2 separate regions of the Mus musculus genome follow, and region 1 is linked to region 2. The links are chromatin loops, found by intact Hi-C in ENCODE. Cell type or tissue: left cerebral cortex. All regions are shown on one strand.

Evidence for each region. Peaks named below come from ENCODE experiments on the same cell type or tissue, not always from the same donor. Only the 100,000 strongest peaks of a DNase experiment are listed, where the experiment ranks them.
Region 1: it touches region 2 in a loop (2.5-fold over the local background); 2 of 42 quality-filtered maps call a loop at or near these places.

What each region holds. Positions count from the first base shown.
Region 1 is chr14:76,755,248-76,763,247 of GRCm38, reverse strand. It overlaps 4930431P22Rik (RIKEN cDNA 4930431P22 gene), which reads right to left and starts at 3,117. Exons shown (of 2, transcript NR_153763.1): 1 at 2,873-3,117; 2 at 1,033-1,500. In left cerebral cortex, no CTCF peak of the experiment used is centred here; DNase peaks (open chromatin) are centred at 5,342, 5,574, 5,912, 7,111 and 5 more places; H3K27ac peaks cover 6,199 bases.
Region 2 is chr14:76,552,514-76,560,513 of GRCm38, reverse strand. It overlaps Serp2 (stress-associated endoplasmic reticulum protein family member 2), which reads left to right and starts at 3,827. Exons shown (of 3, transcript NM_001160326.1): 1 at 3,827-4,083. The coding sequence starts at 4,000. In left cerebral cortex, a CTCF peak has its summit at 3,921; DNase peaks (open chromatin) are centred at 3,847, 4,024, 4,500 and 5,080; H3K4me3 peaks cover 2,343 bases; H3K27ac peaks cover 2,497 bases.

The DNA of each region.
Region 1 (8,000 bases), 200 kb before region 2:
CTCTGAAGCACACAAGAAATCCATTTGCCCACAGAGCAGGCTTTCCCACTTCTGAATGTGTGCTGGCCCCGCTAGTCTCGGGCAAGCAACAGTTTCTGGACTTGCTATACACAGCAGTGACTGTAGCAATACATCTTCCCTAAAATATTAGTAAAGAATGAGAAGGGTATCCGCCATGTGGTTAGTATGTGTCACTGATGTCTTCAGAGACGCAAGTGGTTAGCCATCCGTCTCCAGCCAAACCAGGCGTGCTCTCATGAGGAGGGAGGACGGAAAGATAAAGACAGTGCCCGAGGCTTCAACGACTGCCTGATCTACTCAAGGTTGTCACAGTGGTAACAATAGCCATTGTAGTGTGCACTGCAGGCCCAGGGGAGGCCCATGGGGTTGCCTAGCCCGTCTATACAGAAACAGAAAGAAAATCTCTCATCACCTAGTTAGATAAAATAAAGGCAAAGCGCATTGGTATATAGGCCCATTGCTGGTGGGGGCTTGGGGGAGATGCCACACTTCTCTCAGGATAAATCCCCACATCAACCTAAAGAGCAGTCAGGGAGAGAAGCCACTTCCCTCTCTATCTTCTGAGCCAAATGCTAGCCTCCTGCGGGAACAGGGCTGTTCTTGGCTCTTATCTGTCAACACGGGGGCGAGGGATCCAAACAGGATGCCCGAGGAAAGAATCTAGAAGAACTTCAAAAGGCGAAGACACAGCAACAATAAAAAAAAGGGAACAGGGCCAGGAACAAAGACTAAATGTACCGGGGTAGGTAGCACCTTCGTTCATAAAAATAGGGATGAGTGGATGTCCCAAGTGGAGCTGGGTCTTTGACAGCATTCCAGGACTGAGAAGATGGGCCCTGCCCAGTGGGAGCCAGGGTGTCCCCTGAAGGCCCAGGCCCCAGCTCTCTGCCATCTTGCTTGAATCCTGAAGGATTTACCCAAGTCAGCGGGCCTTCATTTTGCAAGACGAAGGCTCTTCCTTTGAACAGCCTAGAACAGACGTGCAGAAATTGGCTGAAGAGAATATTCTCTGAGCTCCACCTTTAATCACACTGAAACTGCCTCCAGGGCATTGTGGCATCAAGTTTGACAAACCACAGCATAATCTGGCAAAGGAAACCAATAATTGTCCAATACCAGGCCACCACTGTTCCTTGTAGGGTAAAACTCCCGATCAGTCTGAAACACCAGTTATCCTCAGCTCTTCAAACCTAATCCCCTCAAGCTCCTTGATCCACAGAACTTGCGTAAAGATACTTAGGCTCCACGCTTGCTAGAGCAAAGTCAGAGGACACACCACCCCTCCAGCCAACGGCAACACTGTGTGAATCACAAGGCAGTCATGGCCACTCTGCCTCAATTTTGCGATCCTTGAGTCATAGAAGACTCATCTCTTCGAATGTCCGTCATTCACGCAAGCGTCTTTCTCCAGGTGGCCCGGGGCGGTTTCCAAGCTGCTGGCTCATCCCCTGTCATGTCACTTGAAAGGAGAACAAAAGGCTGGAAAACAGGAAGGTCATTTTTTTTAAAAATGGGGAAACTGAGGCTCCAAGAAGCCCTAGAGTGAAATGTGTAGACATTTCTGAGTCAGACATGCTCAAAGAACCAAAACAAGTTCTAACTCCTAAATGGACTATTTTCTTGGTTAATTTTATAAAGCTTTTATGACAAGGTGTTTTGATGCAGCAAACTCAGAACAGGCGAAGCCAAAACATATACTCACTGCCTCTTGTGTAACCATTTTCTCACCGTTTCCTCCATCTCTTCCCTCGCAAGCAGATCTGATTGGCTCTGTTTCTTTTACTTTATAGGCTCCTGTTTTCCTGTGGGCTGGATATGCTCCCATCTGACAGGCACGTTACCCCTTGTGCTTACATTGTTTTAACCATTACCTGGCTCTTGATAGTCTCTGATTTTGGAGTTCTACCACCCATTCCCTCCCCTGTCCCTGAACTATATATACCCTTGACTCCTGAACATGGAGGTTGACAATTAGTGGAGATCAAGCTTCACAAGTGGAGTGTAAAATGTCCACTTTATTCGTTTGCTTTTTTAAAAAATGGCATTTATCAGCTAAATCAAAATACTTGCACATCCAAATAGCCACTGTAATTAGGCTCTATTAAAATAGCTGCCTCCAAAGAACAGAGATCGTTGGTGTCACCCGTTCTGGCACCTGACTGGACCGTCTTTCCCAAGGCCTTCTGTTCTGCTGTATGCTGGTGTGTAGCTCATCAAAGGAGACGTGAGCGTCAGGGCTGCTTTTCACCCTGCTATTCCAAGCGAGGACTACGTAGGTGTCACAAATGAAGCTCACACGGAAGCAGAATAGGACACTAGTGGCACAGCCACGTGTCTCTGCCTCCCTGTAATGCAGCCTGGCTGGCATCGGCCTTCCGCCAACCCCTTTGCTGCCCCTATCCACCCACGAGCTCTTGTTGGGTCAGAAATGAGATTCTTTGACAGTGCCTGCCTGCCAGACAGACAGCCGATGCTGGGATGTAGAAAGCAAAAGCAAAAGCTGCTTTCTAAATTAAGCCTGGGCTCATTTATAAAAATAAATAGCCACAGCCTAGCAACGTGCTCGCAGCTTAGCTTTCTTCTGTTATGAAACCGCCATGGCTGGGGCCCAGGATGACAGAGTCAGAACAGGACCCCCACACCCTGACTCCTCCCATGTGTAGTAGTCATCCTGGGGAGTGCTGACAGTGGCCCTTGGAGAGCCTTGCTCTTCATTCAGGGTCAATCTAAGGCCAGGCTCCAAGGGCAGAGGGGATTCAAAGCCTCCCAAATATAATGAGTGCCCCCCCCCCCCCCGCTGCCATGAGTGCATGGACTACACTGTCAGTAATAACTATTATCGTCTTCGAACCTTCTCTCTGTCTTATGTCAACAGAACCTCCAGTGATGAGTTCTGCTTGAAAGAAGGACTATGAGAGAAAATAGTGGATGATCTTTTGATCGTAGTCTTGCTGGGACACTCAGAAGTAGAGCCCACAAGACCCTTGGAGACTCATGGGACATGTGGCAGCGTGGTATGAAGGATCTGTTCCTGCCATCAGCTCTCTCAAGCTTTGAAATGACATGTCAAGTCAGAGTGATCCAAGGACTATGGCCACCTATTCTGTGTTGCTAGGATCAGAATGACGGAGCTTCTGGGATATTCTATATGGTCCCTAGTAACCAGAGAATGCCCAAGGTAGCATGTCAAAATGAGTTCAGAGTTGGGTCCCTCCATTACAGTACTAAACAGAGCAGAGATTGGCCTAGAATGTTCTTCAAAAGTCGGTCTTCTTCTAACCTGGCTTAGTCAGAAACAATGGTCAGTAATAAGAAAGTTCTTGCCATAACCAAATATGTGAGAATATATTATTTAACAGGTTTGTTTTTGGAATAATAACATGCATGTGGGAAAAACTAAACAGCAATAAAAAACATAGTATAATAACATCCAGATTCATCTCACAGTGTGCAGTAGATTCCATAGACTCTGTGACAGTTCCCATCTCAGCCACCCAGACTACCAAAGCTTGGGGTCTGAAGTCTGGGCGGAAAAACATGATGAGGATTCAGCCCTAAGAGAATCAGCAAACTGAACAGACTCCCCCTAATCTATAGTGACAGCTCCCTGATGGTGCATAGTGATGCCTCTCTAGAGCAGGAAAACCACAGCAGCAACTCTGCAGGCTACACTCCAACCTGGTGAGACCAGAATGCTAATCGTCCCAACCCAGGTCTCCCGTGTCTGACATGGCTGCTCTGTGACAAGACCCCACTGAGAAGTTGTGTTGGATGTGGTTGCCTAAACAAGGCCAACAAGCTGACACCAGTTGATATACCCCTGAGAGATCATACGACACTAATTGGTCAGCCCTAGACACTCAGGTCTATGACCTTACCTTCTTGCAAACTCAGAACTGATCCACCAGACAGGAGCAATCGAAACTGTGCTTCTGCGTCTGTACTGTATGAGGATCCAACCAACACTACGATGCTCTTCCCTGTCTCTGAGCTCTTTCTACATATCAGCGTCTTGCCTTATGGTGAGTTTGCTTCTGGTGTGAGAAGTGGGACTTCTTTGGCAAAAACTTTGAGGATAGTTTCTGCCTATCAGTGCTTTAGTTTTTGGTCCATCTGAATCACAAGCCTAGATTGTGTGGTGACCTCTGACCAATTAATTCCATAGCTTTGTATGCCAAAGACTTCCAACATTGGTTTCCATAACTATTTCTCTCCCTATCTAATCCCTAGAAAGATCTGGGATTCTAGAATTCCTGAGAAACTCATGTAGTCTCAACCTTTCACTTTGAGGATGGAGACCCAGAGACAGGCAGAGCCAGGTACTTGTTGTGCAAGGGCATCTGCTTAGTTTCACCCACCCTGCCCTAACTTCTTACAGCCTAACAGTGCTTTGACAGTGATTTTCCTAGGGCAACAGTTCAAATTCCACCCTTCTGGAACTTGGAGACCCATTTTCTTCTGGACAGCATACCTCTCTGGCCTTTGGACTTCAGCACACACCACAAGCAGCCCAGATCCTCAGCCTCCAGTACACGCACCAGGAGCTCCCTAGATTCTCTGCTTCCAGCAAATGTACCAGAAGCCACCCCAATCCTTTGGCTTTAGACTGAATTACATGAGCAGCTTTCCTGGTTCTCTAGTGGTGTGAGTGGGATTGTTTGCTTTCATATCTACTTACCCACATGAAGTCAAAGGTCTCTCCTGTTCCATTATTCTCTATATAACCCAGCCTTATGAGGAAGAGTTTTTCATTTTGTGCAAAAAGATTAATCCTGCCTATACAAGACCTTTTGCAACAACCATCCTAGTTTGACCAGGCCCCACAGGGTTACAGGGAAACAGGACTTTAGATGCCATAACTAGACATTTCCTAGGCAGGCAGGTAAGTTGGTCACCCTGGTGGGTTTCATGTCCCTTTCCTAAGGACCTTTCCACACAAATAACAAACCATAGAGCACATGAATTGAAACCAAAATAGCATCAAATCGATAGGATTGGGAAGATAACTGGAATGGATATTAAGCAATGTGTCTTAAATGAAAAGATCCATGAATAAGATGGGAAAACAAGGTGATCAACAAGGAAAAATAGCCTTTCTATCAAGGGATTTGTGTAAAGACATGCCACCCAACCAGACGGCCTGAGTTTGATCTCTAGGTCCCATATGGTGGAGAGATTAAAGTGACTCGAACAACGTATCTTCAGACTACCACATTTGTAACACACACACACACACACACACACACACACACACACACACACACACTAAAAGTAGTTAAAGCCACTATTGTTGAAGAAAAGGAAGAAGAAATGTTAAGTAACAGCCACCCACATTACATAAAAATAGGCCACATGAGTTTATCCAAAGGAAGGTGCTTCTTTGGGCCAGGACACTACTTGGTCCTCTGAGGACTGAGAGGCTGAGCATCACAGCTCACAAGAGGCCTACTGACCACATATCACAGCATAGCTGTCTGAGAACCTTTATAATTGTGGTACTCTGGCCTGAGTTTGCCTGTCTAGATGCTATCACTCATTACCCCTAGGCTTTGGACAAAAACGCGATGTCATAAAGTTTCCTTAAATGGCATTTCCCAAAGTGGAACCGAAGTGGGTTCCTATTTACATTTTCACTTCCCGTGTCCAGGTTTAGCCCACATAAACCAAGTCACACGTTAAACAATGACTTAAGGACTTCAGTCTAAAAGAAAGCCATCCTCCAGTGACCTCTGCCCACATGCAATTAGTGAATTCTTTGAAAAACAACAAAATAAAACAAAAAACTTTTTTTTTATTGACACCAACTTAAAACCTAGAAATTTTTCATTATGTTAGCTAAGCTTTCTCCTTTTGCAAAGGGTATTCTTGGGGGCCATAATTCCCTGGTGGTCACGCTCACGTGGGACAGAGAACCTAGATAGTATAGCAGATTGGGTGTGTTAGATGCCAAGATTCAAATGCACTCCCTACTAATTTTAGATAGCATTATTTCTGAATCCGTCTTGGCTTCTCATCTTTATGGATAGTTAAAGCAATCAAAGTTATTTTTGTGTGCAAAGTGCTTTCAAATGGTGACTACCACATAACGACCATTTAATAAACGTCAATAGCTATCCCTTTCCCCCTTACGTAGGTAGCTTTGCTATTTGTCTTCAGAATTCTATGAGCATAAATACTAGTCTAGATGCTTTAACTAAGTGACCTTGGAATCTGCAATGCCTTGAGTCACTAGGTGATAATTCAGATACACATCTTCCTGAGTTGATTAGCCCCTAGGAGGTGTCAAGTCCTTGGCCAACAGATCGAGTCTATATTCTTCATTGCATGTCTATCTGTGTTCACATGTAGAAGTACATGTGCCTGTATGTGGAGAACAGAGGTCAACTTCAGGTATCTTTCTAAGTTGCCTCTCCATCTCAGGGTTTGAGATGGTCTGACACTGACCCTGGAACTCACCAGTTCACTGAGGTTGGATGACCAATAGGACCAGGGATCCACCTGTCTCTGCCTCCCCAGTGCCGTCATTACAGGTGTGTGCTGCTATGCCTGCTTTTTACATGGCTACTGGGAGTGAAAGTCAGTCCTCTTGCTTGTGCAGTGAGCATTTTACATGACAGGGCCTTCTCCTCTCCTCTTTCTTGGAGCATCTCCTGTGTCCTGATTGAGAGCATCATGAAACCTTTGCAGAGCCAAGCTGAGCCTTGGTTTCCTAATTAGGAGATCTGTGACAGAAGAAACAGGGTCCCCTGGATGCATATAAGTGCCTTGTCTATGCTCTGCCAGCAAGTCTTGAGTCGCTTCCCTTCCTCCCTTCCCCTCCCCTCCCCTTCCCTCCCCTCCCCGCCATCCCTCCTCCCCTCCCTTTCCTTTCTTTTTCTTCCCTTCTCTTTCCTTCCCAATCTTCCAACAAGCATAAATAGAAAATCTTGTGTTGTAATTTAGCTAGTAAGTCAATCAACAGATCCTTTGAGAACAAAGAAGGGTACTATCCCCGCACAAACGTGTTCCTAATAAAACATATTCTGTTGCTCAGCAACCCTGATGATGCCTCTTCCACAAGTATGATCTGTCTTTAGGTGACTAAGTAAATGCCTTGTGAGTCAGAAGAAGGCATCAGAGAGTTTTCTGGGGCTTCAGGTGAAGGAACAATATTGTGTACGGAGCAAAACAGGGGAGACACGCCATGTTTTACTCATGCTTTGAGGTTTGATGCTTGTTTGGGGAGTTGGCTGTGAAGAGCTGGATTGTTCATCACTTAATGGATGGAGTCATGGTGCGAGAGACCATCTCCCTAGTCTACCAGAGAAGACTAGTAATTAAAGTTGTGGTAAGATCGGACACCAAACTAAGGGAGGAAGAGTGGAACTCCCCAGAAGGAAGGAAGAGCTTTTGAGGCAAATTAGATGTTGCAACTGTCAGATCCTGTGGCACAGTCATTCTGCTAAGGAGACGAGGTAAACTGTGAGCCAGCCAATGGGGAAAGCCGGAGATGAGGCGAACTGTGAGCCATCCAATGGGGAAAGCTGGAGATGAAATTTCAAAGGTTCTTGTCTCCTGCTTGGCTGGGGAGGCAGGGCCCAGATGTGAAACCAACTCCACAATCCCTTTCACCCAATTTAACACACTGAGCTCTGCCTCCTATTGATGAAAGGATGGAAAACCCTTTGGTGTAATTTCCTAAATCTCAAAATATGTATTTCCCCTAGCAAATAAAAGTGGTATTTTCAACAAAACAACATTTTGAGGGAGGGGGGGATTTCCAATAATATTCAATGTCTTCCTATAGTCTTTGCATCAATATATTTTTTATACTGAAAGGTTAAAATACCAATACAGGGCAAACCAGATGGCTCAGAAGGTAACACTTACTAGGAAGCTTGAAGACCTGAGTTCTATCCCTGTGGCTTAAGTGGCAGAAGGAAAGAACTGATTTTTACAAGTTATCCTCTGACAACTTGATTCTTACAAGTTATCCACAT
Region 2 (8,000 bases):
CATGAAAAGAGGGGACAACTTTCCACGGCCAGTCATGAGGCTCCTTGGGCAATAAGCAGAAATGAGATCAGTTATGGCGCTGGCCTGACTCAACAGGACAAAGGCGGGGTGGGGGAGGGGTAAAGCAAGGGAAGGGACAGTCACAATAGGACGTTTTCTCATTCCAGAACCAGGAACTCCACTGACAGAAATTATACAAATTTCACTAGCAAGAACCTAATTCCACTGTAGTGATAGAGCAAAGCCCTGCAATTTCATACTCAGCAGGACTTTCTGACAAATGAGAAAGGGGGACTGCTTCAACACTGGCAAGCAAAGTTTGGAGTGGACACCAGCCAAGTGACCCCTAATTCAACTCAGCTCGGATATGGATGCCATAAACCAGGAGGTATCGTTCAACCCCACAGGTTAAGGCCTCAGTCTCTAAGCCTGCCCTGCTTCAGATGCCAGATCCCAGTCAGTATAATCTGTGCATCTAAAGCAACAGGGGACAGACTGGGGCTCCCATGGTTCAATGCGATCTGATTAATATGATGGTTCGTTTGATTATGAACCTGACATGGCCTAGAATTATCTCGAAGACAAACCACTGGAAGTCTGTGAGAGACTTTCTAGATTTGGTTAACTGAAGTGGTAAATATCCAACCTAACTGTGGGCACCACCATTCCATGGGCTATGATTCCAGACACAAATAGAGGAGAAACCCCACAGACAGTTGCATTGTTCATTGTTTCTTTCCCAGATGTTGTGACCACCTTCCTCAAACTCCTGCTGCCAGGACAGCCCGCCATGATGAATTATCCTTCAACTGTGAGCCCAGACAAACCCTTCTTTCTAATGTCTTCGGGTATTTGGTTGTAGCAATAAGAGTAACTACAACAAGCAGTTTGCTAGAATGTTTCAGCGAGCTCAGGAAAACACTGAGCATATGTTATAAAGGTTTCACAAAGCAGCAGACTGAAGAGGAACAAAGGTCAGGGTTAAGGGGATCAGGCCAGAGTTTCCACACCTTCTGGGAGCCTACCCACGCTTGGCCACCCAGTGGCTCACTCAATGAAATCTTTTAGGGATTCTATAAAGTCTTTATTATTCTGATGTGGTTGATTGCTTCATTGGCCTGGTAATCAACTCAACTCTTGGCCCTCCTTCCTTCCCTAGAGGTTGAGAACAGGACCAAAAGTCTTGTTTTTCTTGTAGAGTAGGGTCTTCATATACAGCCTAGGCTGGACTTCAACTAGAGATTCCCCTGTGTTGGCCTCCAAAATATAGGAGTCGATAGTCATCACCATCCTCTGCTTCTGTTTGGACTTCTGAAGGGACTCTACAAATAGGCAGGTTGATGACAGATATGTGGGTAGGTACACAGACAGACAGACAGGCAGGCAGGCAGTAGAAAATGTGGGAGTGGAGGACTTTTCACTGGACTTTTTACTGTGGACAGGTCCTCAATTTAATAAAAACTAATTCAAAATGTCATAAAGTAGAAATTAAAGGAGTAAGATTGTTCCCTAACACACAGAAAACAACGAACAAGAAATAATAATCTTTCCTCAATACGGTTGGCTGCCTCTGTGGAGCGAGGAACACCCTGCTTCCAGTCCAGAAGTGGAAACTACCTATCAGCCTCACTTCTCTGAATGTCCCCTAGAGCCTGGGCTCTGGTCAGCTTCGGTGAGAATTTACCCTGCTTCTGCCCAGTTACTGAAATAAGTGAGGGACAGGCAGAAGCACCTGTGGGTCTTATACAATAGCCCCCCCTGCTCAGGAAACACTTCCCCTACTTAAACGCCAGTGGTGGTCTGTCGTTGGTCCTCTGAGGCGGCGACACGAACGACACAGACACCAAGTTGGGTTCAAGCAGCAACTTTACTCAGGCTTTTTCTTTTACAGCTCTCTTCCCCAGCAGCTTCTTCTTAGGGCAAGGGCTAAAACAACTCCTATTACAACAGCTTCTCTTCTAGTACTTCTACTCACGGCAAGGGCTAAAACTCCTCTCTTCACTATTTGCACAGACTCACCTCCTTCTAGCTCCACCCCACCTCATCCAATCAGAATTCACACACGCTCCAGGCACGAGCTCAGGTCGTTCACAGATAGGCTGACAGGTCCTGACCACAAGGAACAGTCCAGCCTGGCAGGCAGCCCACGCATGCAGCCTCACTGTGCATGCTCTGGCAAGGCAGTAAACAAGTGGGTTTCACGGGTCCTGCAGCCGCACCGCTCCCCACAGTGGTCCTTAAAATCAGGGACCAGAATAGGTCAGACTTAAGTGGTCCTGTGATGTTGGTGGCTGCTCATACTGTTAATGAAGCCAGTAGCTGCTCATTCAAGTGAAGAGATTTCTAACCAGTTGATAGAAGGGTATATTGGCTGGTTTTGTCTAACTTGACCCAAGCTGGAGTCTTCAGAGTGGAAGGAGCCTCCGTTGAGAAATGAGACTATGAGCTCCAGCTGTAAGGCATATTCTTAATTACAGATTGAAGGGGAGGCCCCAGCCCATTGTGGGTGGTGCCATCCCTGAGCAGGTGGGCCCAGATTCTATTAGAAAGCAGGTTGAGCAAGCCAGAAAAAGTAAGCCAGTCAGCAGCACCCTCCACAGCCTCTGCATCAGCTCCTGCTTCCAGGTTTCTGCCCTGCTTGAGTTTCATCCCAACAGAAACTCTAAGATAAACCGTATCCTAAAGAGCTCTTCCTAGCTTTCTACCCACATAAGAAATTCTACCCATACCAGAGCCTATTGAAGCATCCTCCAGGCACAGATAGATAGGATCAGAGATGCATCCGACATATCTGGTCTACACAGCTCTCACTCCTTACCCTTGAGTGCTATTTTGTATTGTCCTAACCCTGGACCACCTCTTCCCACTTCTCCAGATGTCCCTCCTGAGCTCCAAGGAGCCATATTTGTTGAGGAAAGATAAGCGGTTCAGCCCCCACTCCTCCCCTAGCTAAATCTCGGGGTCAGCATCTGGATATTCAAATATTGATTTTTGTCCTTTCACTGCAGAGAAACTCCCAATGCTGTCTGGGAGCTCACACTTAGTACCCCATAGAACAGGGATGCCTGAAGGTCCAAGATGCCCCAAGACAGTAGTGGTGGTGGGGCAGTGGGGGATAAGAGTCCAAGCCTGGTCAACACTTTGGTTATGGGCAGTGGCCATCCATTCTTCCTGTACTGTAGGCTCATGAACCCTTTGCCCTCTATGCACTCAGTGGTTTCTGGGGCAATCTGCTAGTGTGATGACCACCACTGCCAAGGTGAGGTCTGGTCCAACTCCACCCTCATCCACATTTTTCAGGGACCAGAAAGAGGCTTCTTGGCTCTTCGTCCCATGTCACAAAGGGTCTCTTTTTGCACAACCCAACTTGCCAAGTGGGGTTTCCTCAGACACCTAAAGGGCAGGTTCTTTTGGGGTGTTTCCCAACAGTACTACCCAAACCTGGCCAGGCTCAGCTCTGAGACTCAGCGCTCGATGCCTAGGGTCTAGCCTTCAGCTTGAAGCACCAGCGCCCCAATCCCTGCCTGTCCCGAGGTGGTCAGGAAACAGTCAGAGGTCACCAGGCTGGGTGCGGCTGCGTCCCCACCCCCCACGCACGCACAAACGCCGGGTCGCCCGAACCCTATGCCCCGCAGCGTTCGATCTCAGGACCCGGACACCCCGGGCCACGGTGCCCTTGGGCTTGGCGCGCGGCGCTGTGTCAGCGCCCGCCTCTCGCTTCCCGCCTCCTGCCTCGGTGGCCGCGCAGGGTAGGTAGCTGGGGGGACCGGAAGGATGGCGAGGAAGTCGGAGAGGGTTTCCTGAGATGAGAGATTACTTCCGTCCGCGCGCTGGCCTCTCTCTGGAGCCGGCTGGCTGGGGCTCCGGGAGCGGGGTGCGCGGGGCTCGGCCGTGCCTTGCCACCTGCAGCGCCCGGGCAAGCCGCGGGGCGCTGCGGCTACGGCTCACCCCGGCCATCGTTGCAGGTGGGAGTCGAGAGCATCCCCAAGCGCCCAAGCCATGGTGGCCAAACAGCGGATCCGGATGGCTAACGAGAAGCACAGCAAAAACATCACCCAGAGGGGAAACGTAGCCAAAACCCTGGTAAGGCGGGGGCGGCGCCGGCCGGGCCGAGCTGGCAGGACCCGCGGGGCGGAGCGGGGCGGGGCGGGCGGGCCGTGGGCTCGGAGCCAGGCCTCCCGGCCCCTCCTCCGGGGTCCCGCAGGCTGGGGGACCCAGCGGGGCTCTGGGGGGCGCAGACTGCTCTGCTTTCTCGTGGGCGGAGAGGGCTCTGGTTGGTGGAGACTCCCCAAGAGAAGGAGCCATCGTCCTTGAAAAAGGCTAAAAGCTGCATCTTAGGGGCCAGTGAAGCCAACTGGGCTGGGAGCCTACTAAGTGAATGAATGAACGAAAGGATGAACGAATGATAGAATGCCACTTATCCACAGCTTCCAGGCTCCGCCCCTGGACTCTCTCCCCACCCCCATGCTAAGATTTTTCTTTCCACCCTTTTTGTGATCGTCTGTCTCTTCTCCCTGTGTGTGTGTGTGTGTGTGTGTGTGTGTGTGTGTGTGTGTACATATATATTATATATATGGTATAAAAGTAGGGCGTGAGATTCCGAGCTACATTTCTCTTCACCCTCCTCTTTCTCTTGCAAACTGAAGCCGCCTCAGCCAAAGCTGAGTGCATCGTTACTGCCTATAATTCACCGTATGGATTCTGGCGCATTATGATGCTGTAACTGTAGCGACCAGCTTAGTGCCCGAGGTTCTTTGCTCCCAGACTGTGTATTAAAGCTTTACCCCTGGAATCTTAAGTAAACTGTGTACCTTAAGTGCAGAGATTTCCTTTAGGAAACCAAGTTATCTGCTCCAGAAAATGTCAGGCCTGTGACTTTGAACCATCCAAGGCTTGTGTGGGTTTGCATCGTTGCGAAGAACTGGTTTGCAAAGGCGCCTGGAATCTATTAGCCCATACGATTATGGGGAAGTCCAGCCGAAGCTTGGGTTTGTCTGGAAACGCAGACTTGATGAGGCAATGCCTTTTAGCAAAGAAATTATGTTGGTTTGATTAACTGAGGGGAAAAGCTGGCTGTGTAGTCATCACACCGGAATTCTTGTTAAACCAAGCAGAATTGTGGCAGAGAAGCCATGGCGTCAAACTACTCAGAGCTTTGTACACAGCCCCAGGCTGAGGTAACCCTTAAAATTCCTTCTTTTGGGGAACTAGAGCATTTAGCTATGATTGGAGGGGACAAAATGCCAAGGCGCCATAGAATGGGAACCATATTTTTCGCAGGAATCTGTTTCCCCTATGAGGTTTTATTACTGGGTCAGGGCAGGGAGCCACTGCCCAAGTTGGCATTAAAGGCAATTATTTTATGCTCAAAGTAGATCATTTCTTCCTTCTCAAGGTGGCAGACCTATTTGCTGACATAGTGGAATAAGCAGCTGTGGCTCTTTCTAATGAACGAAGGAATCTGAGTTCAGATGTAAAATGAAGCCGGGCAGTGGTATTGCACGCCTTTAATCCCAGCACTTTGGAGGCAGAGGCAGGCAGATTTCTGAGTTCGAGGCCAGCCTGGACTACAAAGTGAGTTCCAGTACAGCCAGGGCTACACAGAGAAATCCCATCTCGAAAAAACAAAAAACAAAAGAGATGTAAAATGATCTCAGTTGACAGCTTATGTGAGGGCGAGGGCAAGGACACCAAGAACTAATTTGCAGGGCTATTTTCTCCATCAGCCTCTGTGAACTTGAGAGAATGTTGAGGGCCTAAAACAAAGCAAAAAAAAAAAAAAAATTGTTGGCTTCAAAATAAGAAAAGAAGATGGTAAACCGCCGTGGAGTGGATATAACTCACCATCTGCAATCCAACTCAACATTTCCAGCTACATTTAAATTATATTTAATGTATGGCATAAGTGCACTTGACAGGTTCTGCTATACCATGGATGGCCCTCCTCAGCAGTGCCTGGCGCCTCTGAGGACCTGTAATTGACCAGACTTAATTCTGTAATGAAAGGCTTCAAAACCATGCCCCAATAGATGTTTGTTTTCAGTTGTTTTGAAGGGTCTTTCGGTTAGCCGTATTGTAAGTGTATCGGCATCCAAAAAGAAAATAAAATTTCTCTCTGTAAATCCTGAATCTTGTTGTTTTAATTACAAGTCCAACATGGTTATACTCTGGTAGAAGTTGCTAGGTTATTTCTCTGTCAGTGAAGGGAGCCAATTCAAGTCAGATTAGATTTGATTAAAGGCAGGCTTACTCAGAAGGTGTTCTTGGGCGAGTTCACTGGCCCCACAGAAGGAGGCTACGGAAGTCACCATGGGGTGGTGGGGAGAGGAAGGGTGCACACAGAAGAAAGAGAGGGAAACAGAGAGAGGGGAAACCAAAATGTGTGGATAATATATAGGGAAGAGCCTCTGGGAGAAGGACAGCCCTGGCCCAACCTCTGGGCTGGCAGGGTTGGGGGCAGGTTATGCCAGGTAGGGATTGAAGGATGCTGGGAGACCTGGAGGCCAGGTCTGCTTTGATATGTAAAACATGCTCCTCAGTCCCTTGTCCCCTTCTGAGGCCAAACAGGAGTAACTAATTCTGGATAGACTTAAGTAAATGGGAACAGTTTTGCAAGTTCCAGTTGAAAAACCAAGCTCACTGTCAGCCTCTGTCACTGTATGTGGGCAGATTAGCTAATGGCTTTGGGTAAATGAATGTTTTTCTCCCAGATAGCAGATTGAGACAAGAAACAGAAATGGCAGGGCTGTTTGGGGATTGGACAGTAGAAAATCCTCCACAGTGAAATGGACTTCAGATTGTAGGGTTCTGAGCTGCCCAGCAAGGGTTTTATCAAAGAAAAAGACAGCCCTTCATGTGTTGGGCCCTCATGTCTGAGGTGAGCCTTGCTCTTTACAGAATCGCTGTAGAAAATCTTTTCCTCTGTCTTTTGCAGCAGTATAATGGTGCTTGTGTGACTTGTCCCAGTGGGGTTGTACTGGTACCCTTTCCAGGAAAAATTATGACTCTCTGAAGGGGATGTACTGGTGTTATGATCAGCCGGGTGTTCCAGAGCTCTGAAAGCCCACAACTAATTTCCATTCACTGGGGCATGTCATCCAAAAGGGTTTTGTATTACATACACCGGGCTACAAGACGTCTAATTTGTGTTAAACTGTAGGTATAAAATACAGGACTCCATTTGGCATCCTTAGTAGCCCAGTGATTCATATAGAGATTCGTGGATTCCCTTATTGGCTTTGCTGGGAACAGAGCTGAGGTAAATCTTTTCATAATGTGCTGTGAGTTCCAACAGTGGCAATGGAATTGGTGTCTGGGAAAAACTAGGACAGTAAAGTTCTAGAAGAGAGCAGGCAAGGGCCAATGTCAGACTCTGCTCAAGTGACTTTAAAATCTCTGTTGTTTGCTTGATATGAGTTTAGCCTAATCTTACGTGACACACTAAAGCTATACTGTGAAATTCTTAAAGAAGTGCTGGGTTCTTTTCTGGTCCAAAGCAACGACCTATTATATTATGACTCCCCAGGAAGTATGCTGGTCAAGGCCAAAGAATGAGTGGCTTTAATCTTTAGTCAAAATAGACCTGTGGTTGACACATTGATCTCTACTTCAGTATCTAGTAAGTAAAATACAGAGAAGACCCACTCATTACCGTCAATTACGAAGTCTTACTAAAAGGACAGCTGAGTGTGTCATTCAATTGGTAGACTTGCTTGTACAGCATATAGGTAGCCCTGAACCTCATCCCTAGCACCATGTAAAACTGGGAATGCTGTCGCATGCCAGTAATTCTGTTCGAGGACAACCTGGACTAGAAGAAAGCCTGTGTCAATAAATAAATAAATAAATAAATAAATAAATAAATAAATAAATAAATGGGCAGTAATCTTTGTAGACTCACATTTTACCTGACCTGGACTAGAAGAAAGCCTGTGTCAATCAATCAATCAATCAATCAATCAATCAATCAATGGGCAGTAATCTTTGTAGACTCACATTTT